Linked DNA regions of Homo sapiens: region 2 is linked to region 1. Evidence: read pairs that join two places in POLR2A ChIA-PET (ENCODE). Cell type or tissue: PC-9. All regions are shown on one strand. Links, peaks and the distances in the headings refer to the core of each region. The heading gives the core; the rest is flanking DNA.

Region 1 (5,268 bases), core at 269-5,268:
TGCTTAAAAACTTTCATTACCTCCTCAAAGTCTCTCAAATTAATAAATCTCTATCATTCAGCATTCAACCTCTGTCACCTGCACTCATAAGCACAGAACTGGTCACATTTTTAAAAATGTCTATTTTTTGTAATTGATTGTCTGCCTCCCCCAGCAGACTGCAAGGTGTATGGGAGCAGCAGTTGTGCCTGTTTTGCTCATTTTTATACTCTTAGCCCCTTGCCAGGTGTGTGGAAGGGATGTGCTGAATAAATTAGCTTTTCCAACCTTACCTCTTAATCTTTCTCTCCTCTAATATGATTCCAACCCAGCTGGATCATTTACTATTTTCTGAATATGCCCTGTGCTTTCTCATCTTCGGACCTCTGTTCATGTTCTATTAACACAGCTGCCAGTTATTAACAGTGACATTATGGTTGAAAGCCTACCCTACAATCACACAGTTGATGCAAATTTCAACTTACACATTATTATTTCTGTGATCCTGGGCAAGTTGCCTAGCTCCTGTGAATCTTGGCTTTTGGTTTTTCCATTTATGAAATGGGAATCTAGTAATTCCCACCCCATACTTTTGTATGAGGATCAGATGAGCCAGGACACAGGTTGAAAGCCTTGGTACATGTCCAGTATGGGTCGCTATTGTTATATTGCATGCTAGGCTCTTCACAGACCTGGCTCTAGTTCTCAAAGCAGCCCTGTGGGAAAGGTACTGGTGGTTCCAATTTAGAGATGAAGAAATGGAGGCTCAGAAAGGCTTAGTTGCCTGCAGCTGGTGAGTAATACAGCTGGATTCTGGCCTAGGGCTGCTCATGCCAAACCTGGCTTTTTCTACTGTCCGCACTCATTTCCACTGATAGGAATTGCATCTGTCCTTTGAAGCTCCCCGCAAATGCCATCACTTCCAAGAGAGCTGTTTTGATTCTCTCCTGGTCTGATACCTTCTCCCATGCATGATGTTTTTATCTGTTGTCAGTAGTAGTATACTTAGAGATCTGGGTTTCTGTGGGTAGCTCTACCCGTGAGACAGGCTTGAGAATGCCTGCCTCTCAATTGAATTCCTATAAATTTACTATCTGGCCATATTGTCTTAATTCTTTCTTTTCTATACTTTAGTCCAAGTAGACTCTAAAAGCCTTTCTCTAGGGCATACCCAGAGATAAGCCATATAAACTATTGCCTTCTGGTCCAAATTTGTTTCCCTTCAGCAAAATGGTCCTCATCCCAACAACCTTTTAGTCTGGACATACGAAATCTGAAATGCTTCTGTACTCTTTTGCTATCTTACTGTAGAATCACAAACATATCAAACCGTAAAACCATTGAGCAGGCCCTTGCTCTGTTTCTGTGCAGGAAGAGACCCAAGGAGCAAGGAATGTATACTTACCGGAAACTTACTATAGACCCAGCGTGATATTTAGTTACGAATAATACAGAGAAGGAAACTTGGACCTTGTTTTCAAGAAATTCAGTTGGTTCCAGGCACCAAGCACTGAACTAAGTGCTTTATTAACATGATCTAATCCATTCCCCGGGGGCTGCTGGAGATGTTGGCTGACTGTGTTTACCCTCCAGATCTCTCATCCTAGGTTTTCATACTCTGCACACCATCCTCGGGGTCCAGTGTCTCCCTTTGCATAACCTGCTGCATTGCATTGACAGTGGAGTGTTGCTTCTCACTGAAACAGCTGTCATAAGGCTCATGAAAGGTAAGAAGCCCTGAGTTTGCCAGAGTGCTAGTTCCAGCCTGAGCACCACCAAGGCTAGCTTCTTGGGTGTGCAACCTGTGCAGTCACCAAGAGCCTGGCTGCACTCAGAAGAGTGCCCTGCTCAGTTTAATGCTGCATTACATCTTGAAATTCTTAGTAGTATTTGAACGAGGGCTTGCTCGTGTTCATTTTGTGCTGAGCCCCACAAATTATACAGCTGGTCCTGTGAGCACAATCCATTCCCTGTAATCATCTTTTGGGCCAATTTAAGGTTTCTGAGCCCTTCACGAGGTCCTAAGGGACTTTTCAATCCACATACAACTATTAGATTCCTTTTCTGTGCAAGAGGGCACTTGAGGCTAGGAACCTCTGCAGGCTTGTTTCTCAAGAAAATGTCACGAAATGGCTTATTTTCAGCTGATTAACTCTGTCATCTCAAAGTTAGACTAGAAATGCAAGGAAAATTATTGAGAGGGGCAATTAAATGAATTTGAACTTTAAATTCTGTAGTATAATCACTCAAATTATTCAATTGTATTTTAAGATGATTTTTGTTTATATGAAAGCATTTGTCATTCCTCAAGGTACCTTCTGTTTTAAGTTAGTCAATAAAATTGCTTTGTACCTGGCAGCCTGTTATAGAAAAATCCCTTTTTATTCAGAGAGTCAGAGTAAAATTTCCAAAATGCTGTTAGATTAGCTTGAGAATACACAGTTGGGATATGTCCTATCAAGATGAACCACTCAAGTATTAATATTAACTTGCTAAAGTATCAAAATGGGTATTTGTTTCATTTGCTAATCTCTAACTTTCTTGTAGATCTGGATAATACAGAGAAAAATGAAAAACTGAAATTCAGTATCATTGTGCGGCTTCCTCCGGTAATACTGAGTTACATTTTATTTTCTCCCTAAGCTTTGGCATTACCCTCCTTCAATTTCTTCTTGCAAAAAGAGCATTTACTTGCTTTGGGTTAAAGTCAATTGAATTGTTTCACTTTTCAACACTTCCAAGAAATCCCACCCGTCCCCAGCCCTCTGTTAGCTGTTTCCCACTTGGCCTACAAAGCACTTGCTCTCTGGCTCTGCACTGCCTTGGCACAGTCCAGTGAGAACATTAAGCCATTTTTGCCTCTTAGGAAACCACACTAATATTTACATCTGAGTCTGAGAGGGAGGGAGAAGGGGAAACGTGCTTTTGGCATTTAAACAGATTTAACTTGGATACATTGGAATACAGGTGAGGACAGAAGGTTCTAGACCTGTATTTCCCCTTACTGCATTTCTACCATGGTAGGAAGACATTCCTAGGTCAAAGGAAGAATGAGAAACATGAGGGAATATCAACACTTAGAGTGAGAGATACTATGAAAATATGACATGGTAGGAAGACATTCCTAGGTCAAAAGAAGAATGAGAAACACAAGGGAATATCAACACTTAGAGTCAGAGATACTATGAAAATATGAAATTCCACAGCAAGGTCTTCCGAGCCTCTAACTCTGCAAACTTCCTGACCTGGAGAGCCTTAGCCAGCTCCATCTGCTGTGTACATGCCTTGCACACTTGCACCTCTGGCACTGTCCTCTCACGAACGGCTGTCTGTTACCTTTCTGGACCTAATCGCCCTGCTCTGTAGTGGCCCTTGCCCCTCACTCACAGGCTTACTGAAGCAAAGGCAAGAATAGAAAACAAAGCATATTTTCCATAGCTAGATCTCTCTGGGAAACATTGCTGAATATTTAATTTGGTCTCCAAATTTGTTTATTTCCCCAGTACTCTTAGGGAATTAAAATTTTCTAGGCAAGACAATGGCAGAGAAGTTGATATAAACATGCGTACCCCCCTTAGTTTCCGGTCAAAACATCAGAGTTGGCATGCCCATCTCTGGTTTTGAAGAGCAGCAGATAAACTCCATTTCAGTAAAAGGGTTTGGCAACATCAGTGTATAAACCACTTTCCTCAATGTAGCGTTTGAGAGAGTATTTACTCCCTCATAGAAACTTCATAGGAACATGGCATTTCTCCAAGGGTCCTTAATCATCAAGGGCCTGGAGACTAACCAGCTACTTTGGAATAATACTTTTAAAATTATGAATAGATATAAGGTGTGTTTACTTAATATAGTGTGTGGTATTCGCTACATTTTTTTCAATTTGCATAATAGCTTATTGGGCAGAAGATTTGTAGACTTTGGGATCATCCTATGAGTTCTAACATCATTTCGCGGAACCACGTGACGCGACTGCTTCAGAACTATAAGAAACAGGTGAGTTTCTCTGAAAGCACAGCCAACTAAATGTTTTTAGGATCCTGTTTGCCCGTGACAACATATCTGTATGGACAGCAATTACAGTTCTTATCACTTTATTTTAAAATTGTGCTTATTGTGGAGAATCAGCTTACACCAGAAGTGGTTTCCCTTTTAGCCTCGGAATTCTATGATTAACAAGTCATCGTTCAGTGTAGAATTTCTGCCTCTGAACTACTTCATTGAAATTCTGACAGATATAGAGTCCTCCAATCAAGGTAATTTACTCCCCTGTTCTCAGGGTCTTACCACTTTTCCCTTGACACATCAGTCCTTCCCTATTCACTTCTTTGTCTTCTTTCCAAAATCCTTTTAACATACAAGTAGACCCTTATAGCAATTGGTTTACATTAGCAGTACCAAATTTACTACCTAGAGTAAATTACCAAATAATCACCTCTGAAGTTTTAAAAGAGTCAAGAGGTTTAAAGCCCATTTGGTTGATGCAAATGTTCTTGGTGCTGAAGTTTAAATTTAAGAACACATTCTTAAAAAATTCATTTTACTAAAATACAATTATGATTTTAATGAGCTGTGAGCACAAAGTTATAAATGTTTCACGGACCCATGGTAACCCTTTTTCCCTGCCCTCTCCCCATTTTTTTCCAGCCCTGTATCCTTTTGAAGGACATGACAATGTGGATGCAGAATTTGTAGAGGAAGCAGCTCTGAAACACACCGCGATGCTTTTAGGCTTATGAAAAAGAAAACGCAATTGGATCTGCTGCTGCCATTTTAATCTTGCTCATTAACCTTACTCCTTTGAGAATTCTTTAACAATATTTAAAATTGGTAACAAAAATAGTTTAGCCATAATTGTTTAGCCATGTGAGTTTCAGGTTGGTACACGTTCAGACAGAACTGCTGTATCACATTCCAATTTTGAATAGCCAGTGAGCAATCAAGTGTAGAGAAATGATAAATGGCCTAAGAAGGCATACAGTGGCATAAACGATGCTCTTCCTAGTAGCTTAATAGGCCACAAGCTAGTTTCTGTTGCACTCTGAAATAAAATATGCTTTAAAAATGTAGGGAACAGTGCTTAGAAAAGCAAAAACTAGGTGTGTCATTGAAATAATAGGCATAAAAATTAAATGTTACATAAGAACACTATTTGGAAAGAGGGTCCTTTTAAAAACTGAATTTGTACTAAATCAGATTTGCCATGTCCAGTACAGAATAATTTGTACTTAGTATTTGCAGCAGGGTTTGTCTTTGTGAATTCAGATGAAACATATTTATTTTTTTTTA
Region 2 (5,505 bases), core at 335-5,334, 240 kb before region 1:
TGCAAAATCCTATTACTAATAACCACCCACCCTATGTTTCTCCTTGGCATTCATACAAGGGGTCTTCAGAAAGTTCATGGAAAATATGTACCATGGAAAAAACTATGCATGGATTTCAATTTTGTTTTGCACCAAAATAAACTCATACTAACTTCTTATAACATGTCTGATGAACAGGATCTCATTTGAAGCACTAAGAAGTATAAGATATCAGTTTGAAAAGAGCCCCTATCAGAACAACATGAATTCTGCTAAAAAACTGAAGCAAGAACAAAACATCAAATTTATGGCAAAGCTTGGATGGAAGAATGGTGAAGCAAAGTTTATGGGGACAATGCCCCAAATATCAGCAGCTTACAAATGGATGCCTCTTTTTAAGAAAGGACAACGTGATGTTGAAGAAACCTGTAGCAGCAGACCATCCACATTGATTTTTGAGAAAAAAATTCATCTTGTCACTTGCCCTAACTGAAGAGAACCTGCAATTAACAGCATAAACAATAGCCAACACCACAGACATCTTAAGTTGCTCAGCTTACACAATTCTGACTGAAAAATTAAAGCTGAACAAATTGCCACTCAGTTGGTGCCAAAATGATTGCACCCAGATAGCTACAGACAAGAGCAGAGCTTTCAATGGAAATGTTAAACTGTCATGCCTGTAATCTCAGCACTTTGGGAGGCCAAGGCGGGTGGATTACCTGAGGTAAGGAGTCCAAGACCAGCCTGGACAACATGGCAAAACCTTGTCTATACTAAAAATACAAAAATTAGCTGGGTGTGGTGGCGCACACCTGTAATCCCAGCTACTTGGGAGGCTGAGGCTGGAGAATCGCTTGAACCCAGGAGGCGGAGACTGCAGTGAGCAGAGATCATGCCCCTGCACCCCAGCCTGGGTGACAGAGCGAGACTCCATCTCAAAAACAAAATGAAAAATAATAAATAAATAAATAAATAAACAAGTGGGATCAAGATCCTGAAGCATTTCTTAAAAGGACTGTAATAGGAGATGAAACATGGCTTTACCAGTATGATCCTGAAGACAAAGTCAATCAAAGCAATCTACCAAGAGGTGGCAGTGGTCCAGTCAAGGCAAAAGTGGACCAGTCAAGAGCAAAGCTCATGGCAACAGTTTCTGGGGATGCTCAAGGCATTATGCATGTTGATTTTTCTGGAGGGCCAAGGAAAGACAACATCTGCTTATTATGAGAGTGTTTCGAGAAAGTCAGCCAAATCTTTAGCAGAAAAACATCCAAGAAAGCGTCACCAGAGTCCTTTTCTACCCACAAAAATGCCTCTTGCTCATTCCTCTCATCAAACAAGGGCAATTTTGTGAGAGTTCAGATGGGAAGCCATTAGGCATCCACCTTACAGTCCTGATTTGGCTCCTTCTGCCTTCGTTTTGTTTCCTAATCTCAAAAAAATCTTTAAAGGGCATTCATTACTCTTCAGTTAATAATGTAAAAAAACTGCATTGAAATGGTTAAATTTCTAGGACCCTCAGTTCTTAGGGATAAACAAAATGGTTGGTGTATCATCACTTATAAAAGTAAACTGATGGAGTTTATGTTCAGAAATTAACTTTATATTTTAATTTTAGTCTATTTATAAATTTATTAATAAATAACATTTATTTACTTAATTCCATTTTTCCATGAGCTTTTTGAAGTCCCCTTGTATAATCTATTTACCGTATTAGATGAATTACAAACAACTAGGTGTAAATTACAGACATTTCTAAACTACAAAGTACCTTCCAGTCTATCTCTACTACCCACACGTTAACACACATTAATAAATCTTGGGCACAGACAACCAACTGACTGAGTAGGTAGAGAAAGGTGAGTAGGCAAATAGAATTTCAAAGGGAGGCACAAAGGCAGGCAGGCAGACACACAGGCACAAAGACAGGCACACTAATAGCCAGGCAAACACAATGAATATAGTAACACATAAATTTTAGATGATTCATGAACTAAAAGAACTATAGTTAGGATAATTTTAACAATGCAAAACCTATTGTGAAGAAAATATGTTAGTTTTTCAGATAGTGATATATTTCTGACATATGATCAGGGAGTAAATCATAGTGACTACTTTGATAAAAGTGATCCTTAGGGCCAGGCACAGTCGCTCACACCTATAATCCCAGCACTTGGGGAGCCAAGATGGAAGGATTGCTTTAGGCCAGGAGTCTGAGACCAGCTGGGCAACATAGTAAGACCTCGTCTCTACAAAAAAGGTAAAAAAATTAGTAGGACATGGTGGCAACATGCTTGTAGTCCTAGCTACTCAGGAGTGAGGTGAGAGGATCACTTGAGCCCAGGAGGTCAGGGCTGCAGTGAGCTATGATTACACCACTGCACTCCAGCCTGTGTGACAAAGCAGGACCCTATCTCTTAAAAAAAAAAAAAACAAACAAACAAAAACCCAAACTTTAAAACAGGATTTCCTTGCAAGAAGGTTCCATATTTTAATGTTGAAAAATTATAATTTAAATTTAGGTACCATAAATAAGCAGCTTATAGATAATCTTAATTTTAGTTTGCTACACAGAAACCTTAAAATTTTGCCTGATGTTTAATGTCTAACTGTAAATGTGAAATAATGCTCTGCCAGAGCCAACAAATTGTTCTCTCAAGTCACAAGGACTCTTTGTGCTTTTTCCATCTCTGAAAGAAGGTGGGTGGAGTTCATATGGAGCTGAAACCTTAAAATAGTAAATTTTTTTTCAATTTTGCTTCAAGGATTCTCTACTAGACACTCTTTGGACTGCCCGCCTAGTTATCAAGCCATCCCTTCCTTTCTCTAAAAAAAGTTCCTTCCTTCCATACACATATGAATAAGCTCACCACCTTATACAACACCCATCTCACTGGCAAGTTGGTTATTTTCTTCAGGAAATTGAAAACAAGATGTAGCAATTCTAGTCATTCTGAGCTCTTTCCATAATTTGAGATAAAAGTGAATGAGACAGGTTAGATTACCATAAGGGATGTCTTTATTCAGCACATGCAGGCCAAAACAGTGAAAGTCAAAATGCAGAGAGAGGTAATAGTAAAGCAGGTGTGCAGAGAAGCAAAGAGAAGTATCCAAGCAGCCCCAGAGACATGGAAACTTGAAAACCATAGAAAGACAAAGAGGCTGGCATGGAGAGAGGAGTCACCCAGGCTCTCTATTTCTTGGTTCTGATGCTTCAACCTGCTCAAGGGCAGTATTCCATTGCAATAAATTCTTTCTTCACTTAAGCTACTTTTTGGAAGTAGGCTGCAACCAAAAATCTATACTGACAGAAAACTTTTTTTGTAATTTTGAGGATATTTATGCTCTACTCTAGGGGGGTAGGAAGTGGGGCTTTATTGACTTTTTCCCTAAGACTGAAAATGTTGGCCTAAGCAGCATCATGTCATATAAAAAGCATCTGCTTTCCTAACTTGGGTCTAACCCAGTTCCACCACCTTTCTATGGCAAGACCTGTAACAAGCTCCTTAATTTCTAAACAGTTTTTATGTTCCTTCTAACACTAAAGAGTTTATGACGTCAGGAGTAAAACCAACATACACAATGGGGAAGAAGGTGTCTAGAGAAGTTATTCTTCATGGTTTTGTAGCATGTGACCTAGAACTCCCTTCCTTTCTCACGTTGGTTCTGGTCACAAATGCAGTCTCAAAACCTCTTCAGAGTCATCTTATGGAAAACTCAATTCGCTGAGGAATCCAAACTAAGCAAGAGACCCACCATTATAAATAAGCTGCCTTAGTCCTGAAGGCTTTTTAAATGTAATTTCTTTCTACAGGGCACTTTAAACATATCTGATAGATGCCAATGAGAAACACTAATCTAGTCATCTAAGAACTGTGTAAACAGAGAGAGTACTACTTTATATACCTGAGATAAAGTAAAATTACCAGATTTAAGAACATTTACCATGTGACAAGGACTCAATTTTTAAAAGGTCCTACTGTAAGATCAAACAACTATGCCATAATAATGGAACATCAAAACACTCCTCATCAAAACACTCAGGAACACAGGCCAATTTCATAATAGCATTTAAGCTGATATTCCTTTGGAAATCCTATTATTTGGGTACATAAGATTTTCTTATTTTATACACACTGACCCTGTTCTTCCCATCTAAAACCCACAGTTCTATCTCTGTTTATCTCCAAGTCTTTGAAAGTGTTGTTGCCTTTTACTCACCTAGTTCACCTGACAAACTCTTCCTTCAAAAACCAGCTCAAATGTAGCATCTTTGTGGAAACTGTCCATGATCTATTCAGACAGATTTAGGCTCTCCTGTCTCTCTGGCTTATATTCCGAATATACTTCCACTGGAGCAGTATGTCATCTCAAATTCCTTTGACTACCTTCTATATACTATGTTAGAAACTTTACATATATTATCTTGTTCTTTCCAGGTAGGTATTAGAGCCCCAACTTCTCTAGATAATCTGCTCAGAATCACAGCAGGGCCAGGATAGAAATTAATGACTGTATAGCTCCTAAACTCCTTATCTTTCCACTAGTCTAAGGGACCCAAACTCCTTGAGAAACTAAGAGCTATGAACTTTCTTCCCCCTAAAATGGGCTTACACACAAAAAATATTATATATAATTTAAAAGGGTTCAAAGATTCCCCTGAAGCCCACCCACTGCCCCCAGGAAAAGTCCCGCTGCTTCTCACAGGTCTGTTCAGTTAGTAAACTTCCTGAACAGAGTACTGCCATGTTTTCAACTGTCAATTCAAAAACACAGTACCTAGGGCATAGTGGGCACTCAGGTATCTCCATAAATACCTTCTGTATGAATGGATAAATGATAGAGACCATGGATGGATGACAGAGACCATGGATGGATGACAGAGACAAATCTTTGCATTCCTTCAGAGCCTATCAGGACAGTCACTCAAATGTTGTTAAAATAGCTTTTTAAATGCCGATTAGATATAAAAGTTATTACAGGAAATGTAGATATTAGCACACTTCCCAAAGCCTCTGAGATTATCATGGTCCACGATATGACTAGGCTTTGTGTCCCCACCAAATCTCATCTTGAATTATAATCCCTATGTAATTATAATCCCCCATGCTATTCTCCTGATAGTGAGTTCTCACAAGATCTGATGGTTTTACAAATGTTTGGTAGTTCCTCCCATGTTCATTCTCCTTCCTGCCACCTTGTGAAGAAGGTGCCTTGCTTCCCCTTCACCTTCCACCACAATCGTAAGTTTCCTGAGGCCTCCCCAGCCATGCTGAACTGTGAGTCAATTAAACCTCTTTCCTTTATAAATTACCCAGTCTCGGGCAGTTCTTCATAGCAGTGTGAAAATGGACTAATACAGTCCACACTCCACTTTCTCCAAAAAAAACTTTTAGGGAGCAACTACTGTTTGCTTCTTATATCTGCCATAGGCCAGCTACAGACCCTACAATACTGTACAAATGCAAACAAGATTTTTGTGTGATTTCAGAAGGAAGGAGATAATTGTCAAGGTTTGACTGC

Evidence for each region. Peaks named below come from ENCODE experiments on the same cell type or tissue, not always from the same donor. Only the 100,000 strongest peaks of a DNase experiment are listed, where the experiment ranks them.
Region 2: POLR2A ChIA-PET joins it to region 1 with 7 read pairs; 3 of 35 experiments call an interaction of 5 or more read pairs at or near these places.

What each region holds. Positions count from the first base shown.
Region 1 is chr7:77,310,808-77,316,075 of GRCh38, reverse strand. GSAP (gamma-secretase activating protein) reads left to right here. Exons shown (of 31, transcript NM_017439.4): 27 at 1,587-1,706; 28 at 2,527-2,588; 29 at 3,874-3,975; 30 at 4,136-4,235; 31 at 4,627-5,268. The coding sequence ends at 4,718. Among named protein-coding and RNA genes, the nearest start is that of CCDC146-AS1, 65 kb to the right of the region's middle. In PC-9, for the core only: no CTCF peak of the experiment used is centred there; no DNase peak of the experiment used is centred there.
Region 2 is chr7:77,546,493-77,551,997 of GRCh38, reverse strand. All of the region lies in intron 1 of PTPN12 (protein tyrosine phosphatase non-receptor type 12), which reads right to left. Among named protein-coding and RNA genes, the nearest start is that of PTPN12, 12 kb to the right of the region's middle. In PC-9, for the core only: no CTCF peak of the experiment used is centred there; no DNase peak of the experiment used is centred there; H3K27ac peaks cover 303 bases.